2 separate regions of the Homo sapiens genome follow, and region 2 is linked to region 1. Evidence: chromatin loops called from intact Hi-C (ENCODE). Cell type or tissue: GM12878. All regions are shown on one strand.

Region 1 (5,000 bases):
CTATTGCAAAGACAAAAAACCAAACACCGCATGTTCTCACTCATAGGTGGGAATTGAACAATAAGAACACATGGACACAGGAAGGGGAACATCACACACTGGGGACTGTTGTGGGGTCGGGGGAGGGGGGAGGGATAGCATTAGGAGATATAGGTAATGCTAAATGACGAGTTAATGGGTGCAGCACACTAACATGGCACATGTATACATATGTAACAAACCTGCACGTTGTGCACATGTACCCTAAAACTTAAAGTATAATAATAATAAAATAAAAAAATACAAAGTTTATCTTCGTAATAAAAAAAAAAGTTTACCCCCCCCCAAAAAAAAAACCCTAGATGATGGGTTGATAGGTGCAGCAAACCACCATGGCACATGTATACCTATGTAACAAACCTGCACATTCTGCACATGCATCCCAGAACTTAAAGTAAAATTTTAAAAAAATAAAAATAAATAAAACTGCTAGACGAAAACGTAGATTTATTTTGCCATGACTTTGGATTTGTCCATTTTTCTCTGTGTTATGACACCAAAAGCCCAAACAACTAAAGAAAAAAAATAGATAAATTGAACCTCAATTTAAATCAAATTAGAAACTTTTGTGCTTCAGAAAAAAAAAATGTTTTGTACCTTAAAAATGTCTTGTGCCCTTTGGCCCAGTAATTCCACCACACGTGGAAAGCCATTTTAAGTAAGGATTATGAAATACTATTGAAAATTGCCTTCTATGTAAATATGTTCACTGCAGCATTTTTGTAACATTAAAATATTGGAAAGCAACACAAGTTCCCAATAACAGGTAAACAATTATAGAAAGTATAGGGTATCTACTAAATAAACTATTATGCATCTTTTTAAAATTATGCCTGAAAGAACAACAAAACTGCTTATGTTGTAATATTAAAGTACAGCTGTCCCTAGGTATCCTTTGGGGATTTGTTCCAGGACCTCCCACTGATACCAGAATTCACACATGCTCAAGTCCTTTATATAAAATGACATTGTATTTGCATATAACGTATGCACATCCTCTCATATACTTTAAATCATGTCTAGATTACCTATACTACCTAATACAATGGAAATTTTATGTAAATACTTGTTATGCTGTATTGTCTAGGGAATGATGACAAGGAAAAATAGCCTGTACATGTTCAGTGCAGATGCAATTTTTTAAAATACTTTTTATCTGCAGTTGGTTGAATCAACAGATGCAAAGCCCATGGTTAAGGAGGGCCAACTACAAAAGGAGAGTGAAAACAGAGAATGTACTGCGGCTATATAAAATACCAAAAAAAAGAAAAGCAATGCAAAATTAGATATAGTTGTCTATTAGAGCAGGGTTTTAGGGGATTTTTTTCACCTCATATACAAGTGGAAAACAAATTTAACAACTGTAACAAACTTCATGTAATATGAGCACCTTCTTCAGTTCAATAGGCAATTATTGAGACCCAATAAATATTAGGCCGTAGGATAGGTTCTGTTATCTGTAAACAGCCTTCTGTGTTGCTACTAAGAAATTTCAAGAAGAAATATGGTTTTTTTTAACCATGAGACATTTGAGTCTCAACCACAAAAAAAGAAAAAAAAAATGCAGGAACATTTTACTGAGATATACCAGACTCAACAATTTAGTTATGCACTTCCTTAAAAATGCCAGTGTCATCACCTGTGGTCTAGACATTTTTCCCAAAATAAGCATAATCAGTGATGCATAAACTCTACCCTTTCTTCGGTCATATTTGTGTAATGTAAACAGATCAGCTCCTGTCCATAGGATTTGTTCAGGCCATAGGGGAGTAACACTGGTACTTTCAAAAATAAAACCACAAATTAAAAACACAAAAAATAAATAAGTCCAATTTGGAGAAAAATAGGGAACTCCTCAAATAGCAACCCACTTTGTTGGCCAGAAATGTTCATAACTGTTCAAAAGCAATTCAACATACTCAAAAATAATGATTACCATTCATGTTAATTAATATTGGTATTAATAATGCTTTCACTAATTTTTATTATTTTTTATATCACATCACAATTTTAATACTAAATATTAATTGACAATATTAATGGTATATTATATATTGTTATATATGTTTTGTTAATAAATTATTAATATTAATACTAAGTTAATATTAATATGGTTGCACATAATTTTTTCATTAGTCTTCACAAAATAATTAATACCTAATTTTATAAGTGATAAAACTGAGGTTCAAAGAGGCTACATAATTTGCAAAATGTCCAGCATCTGGAAAAGGTCAAAGCATTTTCTAACAGAAAAAGCAGATGTTGCCAACTTGCTTAGTCATATCCTGTGCTTCAGCACTCTGCCTCCCTGAAAAACTGAAGCTCCTGAAATACAGTAGAGCACAAAGTAGGTCCTAACTGGATATTAATAATTATAATTATGACTAGCAATGTGGTTCCAAAATTATAAATTTTAAATCTGATATCTAAGCATAGTGAAAGTGCATTGCAAAGGAGAAGAAATATAGATAGAAAAAATGTATTTTAATCTAGTTAAAATGTCAAACTTCAGTATATTCTTACCCCTATTTAGCAAATTTTACTTCTTTACCTTCAGATGCCAATTTAAAATAATATGCTTCTTTCTTCTTTTCTTTTCTTATCTTTTTTTTTTTTTTTTGAGACAGAGTTTCGCTCTTGTTGCCCAGGCTGGAGTGCAATGGCGCGATCTCGGCTCACTGCAACCTCCACCTCCCAGGTTCAAGCAATTCTCCTGCTGCAGCCTCCTGAGTAGCTGGGATTACAGGCGCCCACCACCATGCCAGGCTAATTTTTGTATTTTTAGTGGAGACGGGGTTTCACCATGTTGGCCAGGCTGATCTCGAACTCCTGACCTCAGGTGATCCACCCGCCTTGGCCTCCCAAAGTGCTAGGATTACAGGCATCGGCCACTGCACCCAGCCTTCTTTCCTCTTTTCAAAACCCAGAAAGTAAAAGATGTATAGTCTCAGAATGTTGTGCCTTTCGAATTCGTATTTCAGTACTTCCAGTTTTCTGATCGAGTCTCAGTAACAATTACTGCAAACTTCTGTTTTTAAAAGCAGTATTGTATTTTGGTTTTCTTGGAAAACACCACTGGGAAGGTACATACACACTGTTATCACAATGACGCATCTTCAAGAGGAAGTGAACACATTTAATTAGGACATGAAAGATTTGGAAACCTTAGTAGTCAAAAATAAAACTAGACACTTCAGAAAGGAAATCTAAACTACTTTCCTTTCAAAAGGACTAAATGAAAGTTCATCAAAATAAAGTTAAGAGCCAACACATGAAAAGAGCAAAGTGATTAATGGTGTCCCTTCATCAAAACTTTTGGAATTTAACAAAGATTTTTGTTCTTCAACTCAAAATTGGCATCTCCTTCAGGGGGCAAGTTACTATCACTTTTACTTACTTATCTCTAGGAGCCTTAAGATAAAGAGAAAAAGTTTGCAGTCAGAAGACATGAGTTCTATTTCTTTTCCTGCAACTTGTCCAGCTGTGTAAAATAGAGAAAAGAACAGATTTCTGCCTGATTTACAGAGCTATAATGCCTCTCAGACATGATAACATAGGTGAAACTTCTTTGCAAATAACAAAGCTCAAGATCAGTGGTTCTCAAATGCTTTTGTTCCCAGGACATATTGGCCAATATCTGGAGACATTTTTGGTTGTCATATCTCAGAGTGCAGGTGCTACTTGGCATCTAGTAAGTGGTCCAGGCCAGGGGTGCTGCCAAACATCCTACAATGTACAGGACAGCTTCTTACAACAAAAAAATTACCCAGCCCAAATGCCAATAGTGATAAGGTTAAGAAACCCTGCCTCAGACAAATGTAAGCTACTCCCAGCTTCTCAAGCAATGTCTGGGGCCTAGGGACATCTCCTAGGTATGCCTGAATGACTGTAATCCTGAGCAGACGTTCACTGTCCTCTGATCCAGCTGCTCTCACTCAGCAAGAGTGAGGAAGCAAAGTAGTCCTTCCCTTTCTGTCATGGCCCACAGCCCGAGGAGTGAGTTGCTGCACAAGGGCTGAGGGGAAGACTAACAAACCCTTGTCTGACTCAAACTTACTAACACTCACTTTCCCTAGCTGCCTTCCAGGGAAACCAGCTGGTTGAAAACATACTCTCCAAATGGATTGAACATGTAGCTACTCAGGAGGCTGAGGCAGGAGAATTGCTTGAACCCAGGAGGCGGAGGATGCAGTGAGCTGAGACTGTGCCATTGCACTCCAGCCTGGGTGATAGAGCAAGACTCTGTCTCAAAATAAATAAATTAATTAATTAAATAAAATAAACATCTGTTGGGCCAGGTGCGGTGGCTCATGCCTGTAATCCCAGCACTTTGGGAGGCCAAGGCGGGTGGATCACGAGGTCAGGAGTTCAAGACTTGCCTGACCAATATGGTGAAATCCCATCTCTACTAAAAATACAAAAAATTAACCATGCGTGGTGGCACGCACCTGCAGTCCCAGCTACTCAGGAGGCTGAGGCAGGAGAATCACTTGAACCCGGGAGGCAGTAAGCCAAGATCAGGCCACTGCACTCCAGCCTGGGTGACAGAGCAAGACTCCATCTCAAAAAAATAAATAAATACATAAATAAACATTTGTTGCACATCCACCTGCTTTCCATTGAGGAGGATATAGAAAATATACATCTCCTGTTTAGTAAATAAAATCTCTGCCATCACCATATACAAGTTTAGAATTTAGTAAATGACACAACACAAACAACCAGTAAAGAATCCCAGACAATTCTGTTCATTCAAAATTACATGCGATATCACGCAGTGGCCAGGATAAAGACATGGATCAGAAGAAATGGAAAGGCCTTCAGGACACAAGGGGCAACAAAGGAAGGGTGGCTAGGATAGGTGTAGTTAACTGTATGTTTCAATATGACTTGACACAGGGTACACAGGCATTTTGGCAAGCCTTATTCTGGGTGTGTCTGTGAGGGTGTTTCTGGATGAA
Region 2 (5,000 bases), 110 kb before region 1:
GATCATCTGTTTTGTTGGCTTGAATGTAGTGAAAAGGGGACACTTTTACACTGCTGGTGGGAATGTAAACTAGTAGAGATTCCGTAAAGAACTAAAAGTAGAACTACCATTTGATCCAACAATCTCACTACTGGGTATCTCCCCACAGGAAAAGAAGTCATTATATGAAAAAGACACTTGGACACACATGTTTATAGCAGCACAATTCACAACTGCAAAAATATGGAACCAGCTCAAATGCCCATCAATCAACAAGTGGATAAAGAAATTGTGATACACACACACACACACACACACACACACCATGCAATACTACTCAGCCATAAAAATGAATGAAATAATGGCATTTGCAGCAATCTGGATGAAATTAGAGGCCATTATTATAAGTGAACTAACCCAGGAATGGAAAACCAAACATTGTATGTTCTTGCTCATAAGTGGGAGCTAAGCTTTGAGGATGCAATGGCATAAGAATGATACAATGGACTTTGAGGACTCAAGGGAAATGGTGGGAGGGGCTGAGGGATAAAAGACTAAACATTGGGTACAGCGTACACTGCTCGGGTGATGGGTGCACCAAAGTCTCAGAAATTGCCACTACAGAACTTATCCATGTAACCAAACAAAACCTGTTCCCCAAAAACCTATTAAAATAAAAAAAAATTGTAAAGACTAAAAAAAAAATCTATTCACCTTCCCAAAACAAAGGGATTTTATTCAAAGTGGTTTCTTTGCAGTAGAAACTCAGCAACCTTCAAATATCGTTCTCTTGATGAAAATAAAGTTTTTTTTAAAAAAAAGCAAAATTTCTTCTGCTACTCTGAGCCCCCAGATAAAACTGAATTGGATCTCAGGGCTCAGAATATTTCTCTTAGCAAAAACTCAAGGAGCAGTTAAAAGATAAAGGAAATTAACCTGTTTTAAACATAGGTAGGTACTGCACACAAGCTTTGAATTTTGCTTACTTTGCTCATTTGCACATTTTTTCATTACTAAAAACTATTTATTCAGTTCCTCCTAAAGAGCAAATACAGTGCCTACTCTCTTAGAGTTTATATTCCTGTTGGAGAAAATAGACAATAACTGTATGCACAGAAAAATGAATAATCTTAGTGTTATGGACTGAATATTTATGTTCTCCAAAAATTCATATGTGGAAGCCTTAATCCCCAATGTGATGGTATTTGGAGGCTTTGGTATGTAATTAGGTCATGAGGGTGGGGGTGCCATGATGAACTTAGTGCCCTTACTAGAAAAGACACAAGAAAGATGATCCCTCTGCCATGTGAGGATACAGCAAGAAGGTGGCTATCTACAAATCTGGACGAAGGCCCTCACCAGACAATGAATCTTCTGGCACCTTGATATTGAACTTCCTAGTTCTCCAGAACTATGAAATATAAATGTTGTTTAAGCCACCCAAACTATAGGATTCTGTTATAGCTGCCTGAACTGACGAAGACAATTAAAAAGTGGTTAAATGCTGTGACCCACATACTCACACTCACCAAAAAAAATAAAATAAACAAACCCAAAACCCACAGAGTAATGAAATAGACAGGGACAAGAAGGGGCATCACTTTGATTGGGCCATCAAAGGCCTCTCTGTGGAGATGATAGTGGAGCAAAGCCTTCACATGGGTCAGTCAGGGAAAGAGCTAGGGGAAGGAAGAACATTCTAGGCAGTAGGGCTGGTATTGGTAAGTCTGAAAGCCTAAGACAAAAACAACTTTGGCATGCCTGAAGAAAAGAAAGTGGCTACAGCAGAGTAAAGCAGGTGTGAGGACAACTAAGTAATAGGCCATAGCATTAACAAGTAGGCAGGGGCTAGACTGAATGGAGCCTTTGGATCATGAATTTTACGGAAAGCCATTGGAAGGTTTCAATTAGGAGAGTGATTTCAGATTCATGTTTTTAAAAGCCAGTTGGCTTTTGCGTGGCAAAACAGACCACAATGGAATAGGAGTTAAAGCAGAGAGATGAGTTAAAGGACTCTCAGATAAGATGTAAAGTGGCCCAGATAAGATGTAAAGTGCCTTGACTTCTAGGCCATGGCAAAAGAGGGTGACGAATTATCAGATCTGGGATATACTTTGGAGGCAGAGCAATAAGACTTACTGGATTAGATACGGTAAGTAATGGAAATTAAGGCATCAACGATAACTTGTACATCATTGGGCTGAGTAACTGTGTGGTGGTGCCATTGACTGAGATTAAGGGGAAGACCAAAGAGGAGCAGATAGGGAGAGGCAGTTTGCAAATGAAGAGCTCAGTTTTGCACAGCTCCTCATATAAGCACCACAATAATTATCCAAGAGTCATTTTCTTTTACTCATTTTATAGACAAGGAAACTAAAGCACAGAGAGGTTATGCAACTTGGCCTTGGTCACTTGGCTAACTCATTTTATGTGATATTTTTCTTTACACAGTAGCATAGAGGTTAAGGTTGCTGAATCCTAATCCTAGGGCCACTATTTACTAGTTGTATGACCCTTGAGCAAGTCACTTAATTTCTCTAAACCTTGATTTTTCTCCTCTTAAAGTTGGAAGTTTTCTTGTCAAGGCTTTATGTAAGGGTTAAGTGAGGCAAAGCAGGCAATGTGCATGGCATAGCATACAATAAGTGTTCAATAAATATTAGCTATTCTTATAGTCAGTCATCTCCAAAGCTACAGTAGCATTATAATCCTGGATTTACTCCAACTAAAAGAACTCATCAAGGAGGTATATTTTCTCCCTCCAATAGATCACCAGTGTGTGGTCCTTGTCTTACTTCTTATTATTTTGACTACAGATCAGAATGAAAACCTTGGTCTCCTATAATGGGTACTCTCCCATGGGTGGGTGGGTAGGGAGTACTAAATGAAACCTAAAATAAAGCCTGACTAAGTAAAGGAAACATTTGAGGCAAAAGACAAGATATGAAAACTTCACCAAAACGGTCTGAAATGACAAAGGGAAAAAGTCCCAACCTTAATCAGGGAAAGTTAGTTGCATCAATAAAGAAAAATAACCACACACGATACAATCAGGCAATTGAGATCTTGATACTGGAAGGCCAAAGGTTGGGAGTATTCAAGAGCATTTCCCCAAGACTGACCTCAGAGGAAGGACTGGTTTAAAATTAGCAAGATTTAGAGGTTTTAGGTTAAATGCATACAAATTTCCTTCCCTGGGCCCTCATAGGTGCAGCAGCCTCTTCCATCAAGCAAAGTACATCCTAACATATGAATACCTTTGTGATATGGTCTCTCCTCTGTCACAGTACATACTTTGGCAAGAATGAACTACAATGAAAAATGAGTGCCCACTAAGGTTGGAAGGAGGGTGATCCTTCTGATTAGTCACCATAATGGTGTCTTTTTAATAGCTATTAAAGGTGAAATGAAAATATGATCGTTAAAACTGGTACAAAAAGCTATCAGAGGAAGTGGGGTAAAAGCAAGACCATGGTGAGACATGTAGAAATGAATCATCAAATTGTAATGCCTCTTTTCAGTAATATAGGGCCCACTCTTACCCCAGACAAAGGCCCATCCTTGACAAGGCTTTCTCCAGTTCAAGCAGGGCTACACCTCTGGGTGGAGTCTCTGGTTCCTGCAGTCTGGGGAGACAGTCTAATGTAATGGTTAAGAGCAAGAGCTTTGGAGACAGGCTGGCTGAATCTGAATCCCAGCTTGCCTCAAGCTTTTCAGCCATAATGGAAGAATTATGGAAGTAACTGGGCAAATTATCTAACTTTTTTAAGCCTTAATTTTCTTATTAATAAATGTGGGAAAGAGTGTAATGACTGTAACTAGTACCTCAATTCACAGGGTTGCTGTGAGAGGATGAGATAATGCATGTAAAGTACCTGGCATACAGCTTTTAACAAGCATTTACACTTGTTATATTATTATCTGGAGTTTCATTCTGGCTGGACCAGGGTTTCTTTCTGGTAGCAATGAACATTTCCTTAAAATTCTCAGTCACAACTTTGTTCCATTTCAATTCATTTCTATTGCTTACCACCACTCTAGAAAAGAATATTTATTGAGTACCTAAGTCCACCCGCCCCCCCAAAAAAAATAAGCTAAAGAAAATAGTGAGGGAAACCATTGCATAAAGTCCCAAGAATAAAAATAGAGGGAAAAGACAATCAGGTAAAGGTGGATTTCAGAAGTTCACTGGAAGAGACGAATCAGTGAAGAGGGCCAAGAAAGACCAACTCTAGTTCTATTCAAATGCCTACGAAGGTTAGGATAACTTTTAATGTCATAAAGAGTTGGAACTTTTCCTTGTGTATTACTTTGTTGCCCTGTCTTCCTTTTCCTAGACATATCTTAGAAACCTACACAACCAGAAAAAGAGTGTATTGTTTTGTACAATTCAAACGAGTAGGAAAGAAGGGGGTGGGGGAAACTCTATCACGCCTCGTATCTTGTTCCAGCAAGAGCTCCAGGCAAAGGAGAGAAACCCCAGGGGAAAGAATGGGTGGTGGCCGAAAGCAGAACGTGGGACAGTTAATCCTGGGGACCCCCAGATGATGAAGAAGACATACACCCGGGGGGTTGCCTAGGGGATGCCTGTCAACTCAGCAGTAACGCTGCAAGGACATGCTCTAGCCCAAAGCCCCCAGGTGATTTCCTCCTCAGAAAAGGAAGCCTAGGATCACACCAGACCCACTAGACTAGAGAGTAAAAGGCCCTAAGCAGCACTAGGGTAATTTATTGTCCAAACATAGGACATTTTCAGAAAGGGAAGATCATAACAAAGCTGTGCCAACAGGTTACATCAGAACTATCCAGACATCCTAGTAAGTGTCCATTGCCCTATTCCATGCACAAACACAAAACTAGAAGACTAGATGTACGCTCAGGAATAAAGAAATAAACGAGTGTGGGTAAGTGATGAGGAAGGAAACAAACATTTTCTAAAAGCACTCACTGGTACTCCAGCCCTGTGTGGAATACTGTATATTCATGATCTAATTTAATCCCTGCAGAGTGGGAATTAGAAG

Evidence for each region. A loop is a pair of places that touch in the nucleus more often than their neighbours do. Peaks named below come from ENCODE experiments on the same cell type or tissue, not always from the same donor. Only the 100,000 strongest peaks of a DNase experiment are listed, where the experiment ranks them.
Region 2: a loop joins it to region 1, with 4 times the contacts of the local background. A loop is called at or near these places in 1 of 110 quality-filtered maps.

The regions. Positions count from the first base shown.
Region 1 is chr1:173,328,243-173,333,242 of GRCh38, forward strand. All of the region lies in intron 2 of LOC100506023 (a long non-coding RNA gene), which reads right to left. It also overlaps a transcript of TNFSF4 not described here. Among named protein-coding and RNA genes, the nearest start is that of TNFSF4, 120 kb to the left of the region's middle. In GM12878, no CTCF peak of the experiment used is centred here; a DNase peak (open chromatin) is centred at 3,119; H3K4me3 peaks cover 442 bases; H3K27ac peaks cover 3,533 bases.
Region 2 is chr1:173,219,395-173,224,394 of GRCh38, forward strand. It overlaps a transcript of TNFSF4 not described here. Among named protein-coding and RNA genes, the nearest start is that of TNFSF4, 15 kb to the left of the region's middle. In GM12878, no CTCF peak of the experiment used is centred here; a DNase peak (open chromatin) is centred at 2,965.